Linked DNA regions of Homo sapiens: region 2 is linked to region 1. A link is a loop called in an ENCODE intact Hi-C map of the cell type or tissue named here. Cell type or tissue: A673. All regions are shown on one strand.

Region 1 (8,000 bases):
GTAAAATAACTGATGAAATAGCACTGTATCCTTTTGTTTTCAGTATTACCTTCCCTAATCACTAATTTGGGTCTCTTGTCAAATGTCACCATCTCAGAAAGGCCTTTCTGGACTACTCCGCCCAAAATAGAACACTCTAAACTCCCACACCTGTCCCTTTCATTAACCCACATTGCTTAATACTTTGCTATTTTTTATGCTTCTTCTTGCAAAAGAATGCAGTCTCCCTGAGGGTAGAAACATTTCTGTTTGTGTGCCCAGTGCATAGAAAAATGCTCTGCATAGAGTGGGTGATCAATACATATTTATTAAATGAATGTGGTAATAACTGAATTGGAGATATATTTATTTGTTTTTGGACAGCTAATAATACTAATGGTTACTATATAAGTTGCTAGTATGTGGGAGTTCTTAGTATTGATGCTGAGATGCATACCTTTGTATATAAAGCTATTTTCAAATTTGGTATTATTTATTTAAGATGAAAACCAATTTTTAAAATCACTGGGTCTAAGATAATGACTATTCTAAAGTGACTAGAAATCCATTTCAAAATTGCTCTTTGGGGAGATTATATGAATTTACATCTCTACCAATGATTCATTCTCACTTTACTGTTTGACTTTCAAACTTCTGTTCATAGGCTTCTTTCTCTGCTAGTGTTGGCGTCTCCCTGCTTTCTTCCTTTCAAATGATGGTATTAGATCTGTCTTTCTCTACTACGAGCTGCAATGCCCCTGTTACAGAAAAAAAAGATTTGAGGAGACAGCTTGAAGCACCATGGTTGTTTTCTTAGAAGTTCTCTGTAAAATTTTTCATGGTATATGATCTTAAAAATTAAAAACAAAATTTACTGAAAAATCGTCAATTTCTTCCAATATGCCTTTGCAATCATTACTATGAACAAACAAAACTAGGTGCCTTTCAGAGCATGGACTTGAGTTTGTATTTTCATTTAGTTTTTATACTAGCAAATTGTTTTATAGTGATTTATATAATGTCTAACATTTTGAATTTTGCCAATATACAAACAATCCTGTTTAGGTTTTGTTAACAGTTTGCTTGTCAAAATCTGTATGTGAATATGACCACTGAGGCAAGATATTCTTTCTTTCTTCTTTCTTTTTCTTTTCTTTTTTAAATACATGCTTTTATTTTGGAGGGCTAATAAATGTGGAATGCTGTGCATACATCTGCAAGGTACCACCTTTAGCTTTGGAGGCTTTTATTCTAGATATCTGATAATAATTACTGCATAAATAAATTCATAACACAAAGCAGTTAGAAGCAGTCTAATTGCAACAATTAATTTGTAGACTTACCTAATTAAACTTCCCTAGCCAGAATGTGTTGTCTGCATACATCAAAGTTTACAAAAGAGAAGTAATAGAGCAGAATAAAGAATGACATTGCCCCTAATAGAGTCCCTTGAGGAACTTCTAAGGTTAAAATAAAAATCTATCAATGCTGAACAAGAAAATATGCAGTTCAGCTGCAATGATGGATGGTTCTGCTAACCTTCATGCAAAGCAATGCTGACACATAATATTACTGAAACAGAAATGAGCATATCTTCGTCTACCTTTTTGCTTTTATAATGTGGCTGAAATGGTCTGGGAGTCTGAAAACTCTTTTTTTATATCATACTTGGAAACATTAAGATGATCCTGATCGCTTTCTTCCTCTTGAGACTTCTATAGCTACTTGTTTATCTGCTTTCTTGGCTTCATGTAAGAGTTGAGTAATTTCACAAATGCATGCTGAGGATAGAAAACTGCACAGCATGCACCTTTGCTAGCACAAAAGGGCTTGCCCTGCCACCGTGGGACACAGGCGAATTCCAATTTCCCAGTCTTGTATGCGACATATACAAGAACAAATGACAATTATAATGTTAAATTATTTTTACAGAGAGGGAAAGAAAAAATTTAAATGGCTAAAAGGAAATAGCAGAGGTCAGTTTAACTGGGAAATAGTACTATCAAAATTTTTCAAGAGCACGTCATTAAGCCTTTAATTTTTCAAAAGCCTTTGTTTTCATCTTTCTTTTTATCTCCCACATTGGTAGCTAATTCTTTTAATCTCCTTGGTATCGATTAACAGATAAGGCACTCTCACTTTCAACCTTGCATTACAACTCTTTCCTGGGCATCTCACTGCCCTTACTAAACTAAAAGTGTCTGTCCACCCTGCTTACTGCCATGGCCTGCCTCCACCTTCCACCACCTCCTCTGTCCACTCCCCATCCATGCCTGGCAGTGACTGCTGGCTGCTATGTAAATGCCCTGCCCTGCCGGAGCTCCTGAGCCATCCTAAGAAGACCAGGCTGAGTATTAGGGTTCCCAGTTCTCATCTGTCCCCTGCTAGTGATAACAAGTATGAATTTAGTTAGCAAGTTTGGATGGTGAATTATTGACTGCTAACGGACCATCCAATCAGCAGATCTTAAGGTGACCTTCAGCCTTTTCTTAGCACACAGTTGCTGCCCGGGGGCAACTACCTCTCACTTACGAGGCATGCGGATGAATATTCTTACTAAAATAAAGGATAAATTAACTTATAAGGCCACCTAAATAGGGATGATGTTAATAAAAAAATTATTAGGAAATTACTATGGGAGATCAAGCCTTATTTTTTAATTTAATTTAATTTAATTTAATTATTTATATTTTTGAGATGGAGTTTCGCTCTCGTTGCCCAGGCTGCAGTGCAGTGGCGCGAGGCTCACCACAACCTCCACCTCCCAGGTTCAAGACATTCTTCTGCCTCAGCCTCCTGAGTAGCTGGGATTACAGGCATGTGCCACCATGCCTGGTGAATTTTTTATTTTTGGTACAGACGGGCTTTCTCCATGATGGTCAGGCTGGTCTCGAACTCCCGACCTCAGGTGATCCACCCGCTTCAGCCTCCCAAAGTGCTGGGATTACAGGCGTGAGCCACCATGCCTGGCTAATCAAGCCTTATTTTTAGGCACTTTACTATGTCTCTTATTGTATCCCAATCTATCTCTGGAAAAGTAGGTAGGAGTAAGAGGCAGACAAGATAGGACACATACAAGAATTTCCTCATGTGTTTTGCATAGAAACTTTCATTAAAGTTCTAGCATTAAATAAAAAAGTAAATAACACCCAGAGGATATTTAAAACACATATTAGGGTGCAAAATATGTGAGACTTGACTGATTGTGAGGCTTCCTTTACCATTTCATGTAGAAAACATAAATTCTTAACTTCGGCGGGGAGGCCGAACAACAATAAATATGTTGGCTCCCTTCAAGTCTGTTATTGATACCATTATTATCTCTTTATTTTCTCTTCCATATTTTTAAACCGATAGTAGCCCCTTTTAATTTTATTTTGTTTTATTTATTTATTTTTCTGAGATGGAGTCTTGCTCTGTCACCCAGGCTGGAGTGCAGTGGCATGATCTCCGCTCACTTCAACCTCTGCCTCCCGGCTTGAAGCAATTCTAGTGCCTCAAACTCCCAAGTAGCTGGGATTACAGGCACCCGCCACCACGCCCGACTAATTTTTGTATTTTTAGTAGTGGTGGGGTTTCTCCATGTTGGCCAGATTGGTCTTGCCTGGCCTGACCTCAAGTGATCCACCCGCCTCAGCCTCCAAAATGCTGGGATTAGAGGCATGAGGCACTACTCCTGGCCAATAGTAGTTTTTCAAATGACCAAATGAAACAGTTCCCACTAAATTTTAAGAGTCTTCTTTCAGTTCTATCAAGGAAAATATAATTCCAACAATTGTTTTGCCTAGAAAGATTACCTTTGTTTAGACTGAGCTCTATTTGTGATTCATACCCACGCAGCGTGACAATATAATAAAGGTGGGTGGAGAGAGACTAAGAAAATCAGAAAATGTCTTGGTTAATTTCTAATCAGACTATTAGTATGACATCATTATTCTATTTTACATGTAGATTCCCAGGGCATTAGTTGTGGTTAAATTCAAATGCAAGCGTAATGTCATATCATGTAAAATACAAATGATCTTTGAGCCTATAAAATAATAGACTATTACCACCATTTGTTAAAGTAGAAAATGAGGAGCTTTCAATCCCTGTACCTAGGACACATTATTGAATTTATATATCTGAGTCAAATACATTTGACTTTGAAATGTGTCAGCCACAGAAGGGTGTACATATAAAATTCAGGTCAAAATAAAATAAAAGCAAATCCTATCTTCTGATGTAAATTAAATTAGAAACTCTCAGAGCAATAGGATGAAAGAAAGATAATAAAGTTTTGGTAATGGAATTAACCATGAAAGAAACCTTCCCTTTCTGACCTCTTTTGAAACACTATCTGCTTTTGGCTTCTCTGACAACACTCCCTCTTAGGTGCATATTCTCAGTAAACTGTACTGGCTCATTCTTTTATTGGAATCTCCTCTGGGCTTTATCTCAGCCCTTTTTTCGTTTGGTTCTATCTCAGTGTCTGTACTAGTGGGATCCCTGAATCAGTGGCATCAACAAATCTGATACTGTCAAGGATGCACAGTTCAGGCCCCACCCCAGAATCTCAAAACTTATTTACTAGATCAGAAACTCTGGAGTGAAGCTCAGCAAATCCTCTAGATGATTCTGAACATACATCCAAGTTTTAGAACCTCTTCTCTCTCTTCTTATGAGGCTTTCTGGTCCTTGACTACTGGCTTCAGGTGCAATGTACATACTGCGGAAGATTGTATTTTCCAAAGATGGTCACATACATATCTACATATCTCCTGTCTCAAAAACCCTTTCAGAATCTTGCTAAGCCTCCATCAAGAGGTGGAATCTCGGCCGGTCGTGGTGGCTCACGCTTGTAATCCCAACATTTTGGGAGGCTTAAGTGGGCGAATCACCTGAGGTCAGGAGTTCGAGACCAATCTGGCCAACATGGTGAAATCCCATTTCTGGTAAAAATACAAAAATTAGCCAGGCATGTTGGAGGGCACCTGTAATCCCAACTACTCGGGAGGCTGAGGCAGGAGAGTCGCTTGAACCCAGGAGGTGGAGGCTGCAGTGAGCCGAGTCCGCCCCATTGCACTCCAGCCTGGGCGACAAGTGCAAAACTCCATCTTAAAAAAATAAATAAATAAAAGAAGTGGAATCTCATTACTCTGCTCTTGAATTTGGGCAGATTTGTGACTTGCTTATAACCAATAATGCGCAGTGTAATTGAGTTTGAGTAATTTCTGAGAATAAGTCATAAATGGAGAGTCTTCTGTTTGGCTTGTTAGAACATCTCGACTTGGGTTCTTGAACCACCAAGTAAGAAGTCTGACTTTCCTGAGTTTGCCATGACGTAAGGAAGCCAGCTGCACAGAGACACAACATGAAAGCTCTCTGCTCTAGTCGGCAGTCCTAGACTTTAGGCTCTTTCTGGTTAGGAACCAGACATGTGAGTGCAGGAGCCCTCAGCTGACTCCAGCCCCATTTGTGGAGCTGCCCTCCTGCCTTTGAGTTTTTCCAGCTGTGGCCTGAACATCACAGAACAGAGTCAAGCCATCCTTGCTGTGTTTTTTCTGTGTTCTTGACTCACAGACCCCTTGAGCACAATAAAATGATTCTTCCCTTCCCATAAAGTTTGAGGTGGTTTGTTACATATTGATAGTAACAGGAACATGCAGTAATGTCCAAATGTATATCTCTACTTCAAACTTCTATTTAAGGTCCAGAACTGTACATCCAATTGCCTACCTGACAGCTCCACTTGGAAGTTCACAGGCATCACAAACTCAAGAAGCAAATAAGAAAAAAAAAAAAAAGGAGAAGACAAGAACTGACGAGTTAGAAAATCTTAAAACACATGCACACACACATTCACACACACACACAAACCAACATAATTAATTAATAAATCAAAAGGCTTGTACTTTAGAGGAAAAAAAATCTACAAAATAGATAAATTTCTAGCAAATCAAACTTTCATAAAAGAAGAAAGCAAAATTCATAAAATGGGAAAGTTTAAATAACCACCAAAGAGAGGAAAAATTTAAAAGAGACTTCTTTGCATCACTTTATATAAATAAATTTGAAAATCGATATAAAATGTTTAACTTTCTGGAAAAATGCAATTAATAAAATTGACTGCAATAGAGATAGAAGTTCTCTTCTGACAAATTTTCATATAAGAGTTAAAGAAAGTTGTAAAAGAGCTCTTCCACAAAAAATACACTTGAAGACCAGATGGCTTCTTGCATTATGCTCCCAAACTTCACAGGGTTAGGTATTCTCAATCCTATTTCACCATTCCAGACCACTGCAAAAGTAAGAAACCTCCAAATTTGTTTTATGAAATAAATTTACATTGATATTAAAACTGACAAAGAATATACCAAATGTACTATAGTGCAATCTCACTTATGAGTATCAACACAAAAATGTCAATAAATTAGCAACAGAATCCCACATCCTTATAAAAACAACATATATCATGTCATGACCAACTGGACTTAATCATATTAATAACAGAAGAAAAGCATGCAATTATCTTCATAGAGCATTAAAAGATTGTTTGTGAAAGTTTGGCTGGGCGCTGTGGCTCATGCCTGTAATCCCAGCACTTTGGGAGGCTGAGGTGGGCAGATCACCTGAGGTCAGGAGTTCGAGACCAGCCTGGCCAACATGGTGAAACCCTGTCTCTACTAAAAATACAAAAAATTAGCCAGGTGTGGTGGCAAGTGCCTGTAATCCCAGCTACTCAGGAGGCTGAGGCATGAGAATTGCTTGAACCTGGGAGACAGGGGTTGCAGTGAGCTGAGCCAAGATTGCGCCATTGCACTCCAGCCTGGGGGACAGAGCAAGATTCTGTCTCCAAAAAAAAAAAAAAATTGTCAAAATTCAACTCTCATTCATGCTTCAAAAAATACACTTGAAAAAGAAATTGGCAGATGTCTCATTCATATTATGCATGTATACATATTGGTGTTACATAAATCATATCTACCCTGCTGAAAATTCTGTGGGGCTTCTCCTTGTTTTCAAATTAAAACCAGTATCTTTCACCTGGTGTTACGGACTGAACGTTTGTGTCACCCCAAAATTCTTATGTTGAAACCCTAACCCCAAGGAGATGATATAGGAGGCCTTTGGGAGATAATTAGGTCATGAGGGTGGAGCTCTCGTGAATGGAATTAGTGCCCTTACAGGTGAAGACAGGACAGTCTGCTTCCTCTCTCTGCTATCTGCCATGTAAGGATACAATGAGAAGATGGCCATCTGCAAACCAGGAAGTGGACCTCACCAGAAGCAAATCTGCTGACACCTGGATCTTAGACTTCGCTGCCTCCAGAAATATGAGAAATGGCCTGTGCGTCCATGAGTAATCTGGTGTTGACTACCTTTTCTAGTTTCATCTCTTATCTTCCTCCTGCTCATTTTCTGAACTCTAGCCACAATAGATGCATTTTTAGTTTCTTGAACCCACCGTATTCTCTTTAGTGTCAAGACCTTTGCTATTACCTTTCCTTGAATGTTCTCACCTCCATTCTTTTGATAAATTTGTATATATTCTTCAGATCTTAGAACCAGGAATTTCTCCCCTGACGCCTATGACTGTGTCAGACTCACACTTCCCCATTCCCAGTCATTACATGCCCTCCATGAAACACATAATTTCTTTCATAGGAGATTGAATGTTGGTACATAAGTTATTTGTTCACTGTTAGTTGTGTTCCCTGACAGCAAGCAGTGTATTTGGTTATTTCTCACCATTGTCTCAACACTTAGTGCAGTGCCTAACACATAGTAAGCATTCTGGTATATGTGTAAACTGAATGAATTGACGAATTTCTAGGGAAACTAAGACAGTCATGATGTAGTCCAAAGCATACTGGAAATGAGGAAATAACATTTGGGTTCCTTCTCCACTGTATCTTAGCTATGGATCTTATTTCTGATAATTTCATTTTACAGTAGAAGAATAATGTATTAGCAAACTTTAGAGCAACATACAAATGAAATCTGCTGTTCTCTTTAACAATTTCAAAGTGTTCTTGATA
Region 2 (8,000 bases), 62 kb before region 1:
AACACGGTAATCAAATATTACTATATAACTCATTTTTATACACAATAAAAACTTCTCACAAATATGAAAGGTAGTCAGCTGTTTCCATTTAATAGAATAATTTCCAGTATTTCCCAATATTACCTATTTCTCATAGTGAGATATTTAGGGTAGCACTCTCATACACGTCTGGGCAAGAGGGACTATGGCTAAGTGTAATGTGAAAGTGGAATGTTTAAGAAATAGACACACAGTGGATGCTCAGAAACTTTTTATTTTTATTTTTCAACTTTTATTTTAAGTTCTGGGGTACATGTGCAGGATGCGCAGGTTTGTTACATAGGTAAAGCTGTGATACCGTGGTTTGCTGCAAAGATCAATCCATCCCCTAGGCATTAAGCCCAGCATCAATTTGCTATTCTTTCTGATGCTCTCCCTCCTCCCATCCCATTCACAGGTCCCAGTATGTGTTGTTCCCCATCATGCATCCATGTATTCTCATCCTTCATCTACAACTTATAAGTGAGAACATGTGAGGTTTGGTTTTCTGTTCCTGTGTTATTTTGCTGAGGATAACAGCTTCCGGCTCCATCCATGTCCCTGCAAAGGACATGATCTTGTTCCTTGTTTATGGCTGCATAGTGTTCCATGGTGTATATGTACCACATTTTCTTTATCCAATTATCATTCATGGGAGAAATTTTTGTTGCACAGATACATTATAGCTAAAACTTTATTCTTTAACTGGGGCATGCCTCTGGGTTAGAAGTTAAAAGGCTTGTTGATGGATTGCCGTTGCTGGATTGTTTTCTATATTCTTTGCAAATGTTTTGCAGATAAATAAGGGTAAAATTTGAAGGCAAAGGGGAAAAAAGACAATATAATATGCTCTTCATCCATTTCTTACTTATTTTATCTGGATGTTGGTCCTTTATTGCAAGATCTAAATTTACTTTATTAATAAAAATTGAAAAAAATTTACATAGAGGTGTATAGTTTTTGAGTTATTTTACTCTTCTGTTTTTCTATCCTCAAACTTTTCATTTGCCTTTTTCTTCATTCTTTTCATATTTATAATTTATAATTAAAGTCTGTCTGAATGTACTTCACAGCTGTTATAAGAATATAATAGAATTACAGGCAATAATGAAAAGGTAGTGAGATGTGTTTGAAAGAAGTTCCTTGAGCCATGTATCCTTCCCCTTTGCTCTATAACTACTGGTGTTTTGGGATTTGGGAAAGGTGTTGGATTCAAATTTTGCTATATTCAAAAGTCTGTAAGAAAGAAAAACACGTACTCGTTTTCAAAATTATAATACCAAGGAGGGGAAAGGTATGCAGCAGCAGGATAATATACTGGAGTAGACAACTATAAATTTGGCTTATTAATGACATTTTAAATTTATATGTGAGATTATATCTATGCATTTTACAGATATATAATACATTAAAATATGTATAATATGAATATATAATATTATATATATACCACAGTTCATCTAAAAGTATCACTGAGCACTTCACAGCCAATTACTGGTCTTAAATGTCAGTGAGAGGATGTGTTAATTTTTAAGCAAAACCAAAGTGACTTTCCTATCTGAGCAGCCAATGAAATTCTGTATCTAAGGGATTTTCTTTCCCAAATGCCAAACTGGATATATTTGCATATGTTCTCTCTGATGTATCAAGAAGTTGAAAATTGCACATGACTTTAAAACACTTTAAGAAATTGGTTTTACAATCTGGGTGTTTACCTCTATGTATGATTCCTTATTTTAATTTTTGCTGCTAGGTGATTCTAATGAATAACTAATAAGAATGGATTCCTATTTTTTCTGTTATCTACATATAGGTAAACTTAACACCATTTAATTTGGCACTCAAGTTTATAGATACGATATAAAGTATAATAAGTATTCTTGGACCAAAAACTGTAAACATAACTGAAATTTGGTGTATTAATTAAAGGAATATTATGCTTGAAAATCAAAAAAATCAACTCAATCCTATTATCTCAATTGTGACTCTTAAATTACTGGGAACTTCTCATTAAAATCTATTTCAGAAATTAGGTAGTCATATGTATGTACCTTCCCCCTTGTGATTAACTGATTTACTGATATTCATAAGCAACAATGGCCTCAGTCCTTCTTCACTGTGGGAAACCATTTGTCACTAGGTTAACTCCTTTTGTATTATATTCAAAGAACCACTAAACTTCTGTTTCATCATGTACCTTTTATATAACCAGGAAATTCACTACTTATTCCATATACGTTTCTGAATAAAATCATATTTAAAGTGACAACATTCACATATGAGAAATATGACATCATGTAGCCAGTAACAGTAAGGCATACTGAATTGTTTTGGTGTATTTTAGGGATTATTTGTATAAAATTATATTTTAATTATATGACATATAATAAAAATAGTTAAAATGCTAATAAACACAATTATAATGTTGCATAATTGTTTAACAGTTTATTACTATTACTGCCCAACTTTTAAAAACCAGTCTTTTCCTGCCCAGCCACCCAGACCACTCCATAAAGTGCCAACCAGGAATCTATGAATAGATAATCTTTGAGAAGACCAAAGGATGTATAAGTTCCTAATTAAATGAATGCTTTTGCTAATGTTGGGCAACCAGAGTTTTGTTTTTGTTTTTGTGGTTTTCTAAACAATCATTAAAAAAAGAATCTAAAATAAATCAGAGGGTGGTGATAAGAAAAGAAGTGTCACTACTTGTTTGTCTGCAAATACTGGGTCAGAACACCAAGATATGGAATAGGTAAAATGAGAAGATGTTTTAATTTCATGCCAGATATCTCTGATTTTCCTTCATAAGGCATCAATACCTAAAGAGGTTTCTCCATGCGTGCAATCTTTCACAGTGAAAAATAATATCCTTAAGTTTGGAATTTATATTTTGGCAGAATGTGACAAAGAAAATTCATTCCAAAAATATTTATTAAAAATCCCTTACGTGCCAAGACACTGTAAAGCTAATACTACACAGTGCCCCCTTTCCCATAATTACTATGGCTAAGTGAAAACTGCACTGTTTAATTTCAAGCAGCTTGAAATAGACCTCTTTTTATTTGATGGAATAAAAAGAAAGCTGAATCTTTTTTTAATTTCTGTTTCTAAAGTGTAGTTAGTGTTCAGTGTCCTAACACTTAACCTATAGCTAATCCTTGGATTTAGGAATACAATACATCTTCATTTGACATGGTCACTGTATACCAAGCATTGTTCTAGATGCTATGAAGAGTATGAAAAGAAATGGGGGTTGGGACCTTTTCCCCAAGTGGTATTAATATACTGTCAGAAATATTGTGAACTCAGAACTAAAACCAAACAAAAAAAACAAATGAACGAACAAAATGAAAAGCAACAGGTTTAAAAGGAACAAGTTCTCCCAAGTGTGGTCTTATCGGTATTGAAATATCGGATGACTAAGAAAGATCTTACTGTCTTTACGTCAAAGGATGGTTTATTCGGATCGATAAACCCACACATTTATGGAAATGATTTGCACAGCAAATATGAAAGACAACTTCTTAAACAGTATCTATTGTGTTGATTGTAACTGGTGCATTAAAAACCTCAGAGTGTCCACATCAGTCATTTCTAAAATGTTGCTGTTAAAGAGGAGTTTCAAACTAATGCCTCCTGAGATGGGGTGTGTTTAACCTTGTCTGGAGCTCACGCATACACTCACAGGGAGAGATGTTGCATTTAGGGAACTGCGAGTGAGTCTGTGTTATGGCTGGAAAACCATTTAGAACACAGGTGATTTTTTTCTGAGTCCAGATACTTTCATGCCCTTGTTTTTGAATAAGAAGGAGGGTCGATTGCTTGTTTCTTCCATGGTTTTAGAACTACTCTAACGCTCTTGAGCACTTTATGGATTTTAACAATGATAACATTTTACATTCCTTATGCCAGGATTTCAAAGCATTTTATTAAGAACGTGAGTGCCCTTGCTGGTTGAAGATGAAGAGCAGGTTGATCATGAACTCCACAGAGGCTCTGGTCATTGGTTCACGCTGCTGGCATTCAGGGTTTTATGGTCTCCTGGGCCAGACATATGGCAGCATAATGGTATCATGCTCTCTTTTTTCAACATCTTTTTCCTTGGAGACAATGTGGTCTCCTTTTAGAAAGTGTTTATGAAGCAGGATGAGTCTCTAGCGATGCAAGTTCTTTGTTTATCCGCAGAGCCAGCGGATTGTCTTTCCTCATTATTGTTGGCTTAATGTAAATACATTGTTGAAAGGGCTAAAGAGCTTTGAGACGATGGGCATTTTCCTTTATGAATGCACAGGATACCACGCAGAGCCCCTTGGCCGGCATCCCATCTCTCCCCATGAAGTCTCTTAAAGATGACATGACTTCAGATTTTCTTCCTTCTGTTAGAACTTTGAAGGGTGGAGTGTGAAATCTGGCTTCCCCTACGGCTCTTGTGTGAGTGTGAGTGTTGGCTTCACAAACCATCTCGAAAAAGGGTGTTCGAACAGACTGTACAGATGCTGTGTCTGGCTTTGTGGTGCCAAACAAATTGAGGGTACTCTGCTACCAGGTTTTCTATTTCAAGATGGCTTATATATTTTGGCTGGTTTAATTTTTTTACCAAATATTTTGCTGCTGTTGATAACTGACCTAAACTCTGTGGTCAGTGAGGTGGAAAATGGCTCATATGTTCCTTTCTAGCTAGACAACTCAGATTTGTGAAAGGAGTAAAATCCTCGAGTCATATACCCACACGGCAAACATTTCCAAAAGTGATTTGAATATTTGAAAATATGTGGAACGGATATCTCTGTCTTTGAAATATTTATTTGAATGCAAATTGCTCATTTCTCCTCTCCTGTCCTCCAACAGGAATCCCATGTGCATGAGGCCCCTACCTCCCTGGACCACACCAGCATGAGATGTCTTCCTGTGGCAATGAGGGTCACGTAAGAGCCTGTTTCCAGCTCTGTTCTCTGTAATTCTAGAGATTATAGCCTCATCACTGTTCCCCCTTCTCCTTTCGGATATTTTTAGTAGGTATCTTAAGAATGCTGATGAAGTAGCCCTCGGCAGGCTTGGGACACTTGGCATTTTCCTCTCTTTCTGTGATTTTCTTTCTGGCGTCTTCTCTGTCACAACTGTGGGCCGGTCCAGCTGGCTGCTCTGGCACTGAGTCTCATCTCTGCCTTGGTGATTCCAACAGCAGCCCCAGACAGAGGCTTTTCCCAGGTTCTGATACAGGTGAGCAGTAGGCTGTTCTGACCCAATACCTTATTTGAATGAGTGACTGTTTAAGTTTTTAATAGTTTAGTGGTGTAACACATTCCTAGAGGTCAGACATGTAGTCCATGAGAACTGGAGCAAAACCCAGCAAATTCCCATTACAATCACTCTCTCTTTTGAATCCTAATCTATCCTGCCCTAAACCAAACTTCTTAGAATGAGTTCTTTCCCAGGAGGGACCTGGCTCTCCAAAACTATCTTGATCATGTCTGAAAAGACAGAGGACGTGGTTATCTTGTCAATGGGAACTCCAGCGCCCTTAGCATTATGCCTTCGTTGAGAGGGGAGAGATGAAAAAAAAGCAAAATATATTAAAATTTGAAAAATCTTTTAAAACACTAATTAGTACTAATGTTGCTACATTCTTTAAGCCTCTCTTTATTCTCCTCCTAGACTCTGATTAGTACTCATATCCTAAAATCGGCATTTTGCGGCTGATTTTTTTTTTTACTTTTATTTCAGGTTTAGGGACAGATGTACAGGTTTGTTACACAGGTAGACTTGTGTCGTGGGGGGTTGTTGCACAGATTATTTCATCACCCAGGTATTAAGCCGAGTACTCATTAGTTATTTTTCCCTATCCTCTCCCTCTTTCCATCCTCTCCCCTCAAGTGGGTCCCCGTGTCTGTTGTTTCCTTCTTTGTAGTTAATAAGTTCTTATCATTTAGCTCCCACTTATAAGTGAGAACATGCAGTATTTTGTTTTCTGTTCCTGTGTTAGTTTGCTGAGGATAGTGGCCTCCAGCTCCACCCATGTTCCCGCAAAAGACATGATCTCATTCTTTTTTATGGCTGCACAGTATTCCATGGTGTATATGTACCACGTTTCCTTTATCTAGTCTATTACTGATGGGCATTTAGGTTGATTCCATGTCTCTGCTATTGCAAATAGTGCTGCAGTGAACACACGCATGCATGTGTATGATAAAATGATTTATATTCCTTTGGGTGTACACCCAGTAGTGGGATTGTTGGGTTGAATGGTATTTCTGTCTTTAGGTCTTTGAGAAATCATTGTGGCATTATTTTTAAACATGTTAATTGTTGACTCAAATGGCTGAGCAGTGCAACTACCTTGTCATCGGAATGAAGGGACATAATAGGCATATGAGGCATATGTCTGGGTCTACTGTTGGACTCCACCAAGGCAGAGATGAGACTCAGTGCCAGAGCAGCCAGCTGGACCGGCCCACAGTTGTGACAGAGAAGATGCCAGAAAGAAAAACACATGTTTACAAAAACAGCGGACTGCACACTGCTAAACTATTTGGAAGTGTGACACCATCAAACAAAGTTTTAGATATTCATGGATTCAGATGAAAATTGAAAGAAAGTTCAACTAAAGCCTAGAATAAAATCAGCTATATATTAGCCTCAGAGGAATAATAAATAGATATCAATACAGGAGAGCTCTACATCAGGAGCCTTATTTATTTCTATAGCTACAGTGTTTAAAATAAATACAATAAGAATAACATGAATATAAAGGTATGATTATGATTTATAATTTTTTACAATAAAAGGATATAATTCAGAAGAAAAACATGCTAATCCCCAAAACTATGGGAAGCCTGGCTGTATGAGACATCGGTCACAAGCAGTATACTACTACCCTCTTTATAGCGAATAATTCTAATTATAGACAAAGCCCCCAGGTCAAAATGATCCCAGGAATGTAAGTTTTTAAGCAGAGACTACTCATTCACCAGAATGTGTTCTCACCTTCTTCCAAAATGATAGAAGCCCTGCTCATTTTGCAGCAACATATGCAGGCACTTCAAAAACAAACCCCTGAGGTAAAATCCAACTCCTTAGACAATTTGCTTCAGATCATTGCTAAAAGTATATTTTAAATGTTAGGTAGTGTATATATTATGATTCATACAACTTATAAAGCATTTTATTAAGAAAGATTGGTAGACTCTTCATTAATTGTTATATATTCAAAACCACAATAACTGAAACTGAAATTGTATCATTGTTTCATTCTGGAAGAGGGGAGCAACCATCAGACCCTTAAATCCTTGAAATTTTAAGTTGAAGATAGCCATGAGCACATAATCATGACCACTTCCACTGTTTTAAAATGAAGATATTATGCATGAAATACAAATATTTCTAACATTTAGGGGAAAAATTTTCTTTCTTATGTAAATATTTATCATGTATTTAGTCTATTAAATGATACATGTCAAGGAAACTATTATGAGCTTCAGCAGTCTCAGGGATTATTTTATGTTTACTTGCAGCGTTCCCGATAATCTGACATTTCACCATATACATGGGTTGGAATGTTGACAAAACTGAACCATGTTTAGTCTGGGGTTATAAATGTGGGAAGAAGGGGAAAGGTGAGGCTGGAAGGTAAAGCCCCTCCCGTGCCTTCTGTTCTCATCCCCACTCTGAGAAGATGACTTCATCATCAGAAAAGTCATTCCCTCAACTCTTTGAAACCCCATCTACCACTTTATTTTCTTCATCCCCCATCCTTGACCCCTTCCTTCAAACTCTGGAGGGCAACTTGTCTTTTATAATCCAAGGTTAATCCTCCACACAATGTATTTATTATCCTTCCTTGCCTTTTCCAGGTCCTTGTTGTGTCTCTTTTACCTTCTTTCCCTCTCCCTTGGCTCAGTCCTTTCAGCTGATAAATGTGTTTATGTCTCTCCCTATTTACAAAAAAAAAAAAAAAACAAATTTTTCCAACCCCACGTGGT

The links. Hi-C counts contacts between places; a loop is a spot of excess contacts. Peaks named below come from ENCODE experiments on the same cell type or tissue, not always from the same donor. Only the 100,000 strongest peaks of a DNase experiment are listed, where the experiment ranks them.
Region 2: a loop joins it to region 1, with 4 times the contacts of the local background. A loop is called at or near these places in 5 of 110 quality-filtered maps.

Annotation. Positions count from the first base shown.
Region 1 is chr18:27,571,717-27,579,716 of GRCh38, reverse strand. The region is part of intron 2 of LOC107985126 (a long non-coding RNA gene); the gene reads left to right. Among named protein-coding and RNA genes, the nearest start is that of CDH2-AS1, 350 kb to the left of the region's middle. In A673, no CTCF peak of the experiment used is centred here; no DNase peak of the experiment used is centred here.
Region 2 is chr18:27,633,220-27,641,219 of GRCh38, reverse strand. No RefSeq gene overlaps it. Among named protein-coding and RNA genes, the nearest start is that of CDH2-AS1, 280 kb to the left of the region's middle. In A673, no CTCF peak of the experiment used is centred here; a DNase peak (open chromatin) is centred at 4,329; H3K27me3 peaks cover 3,656 bases.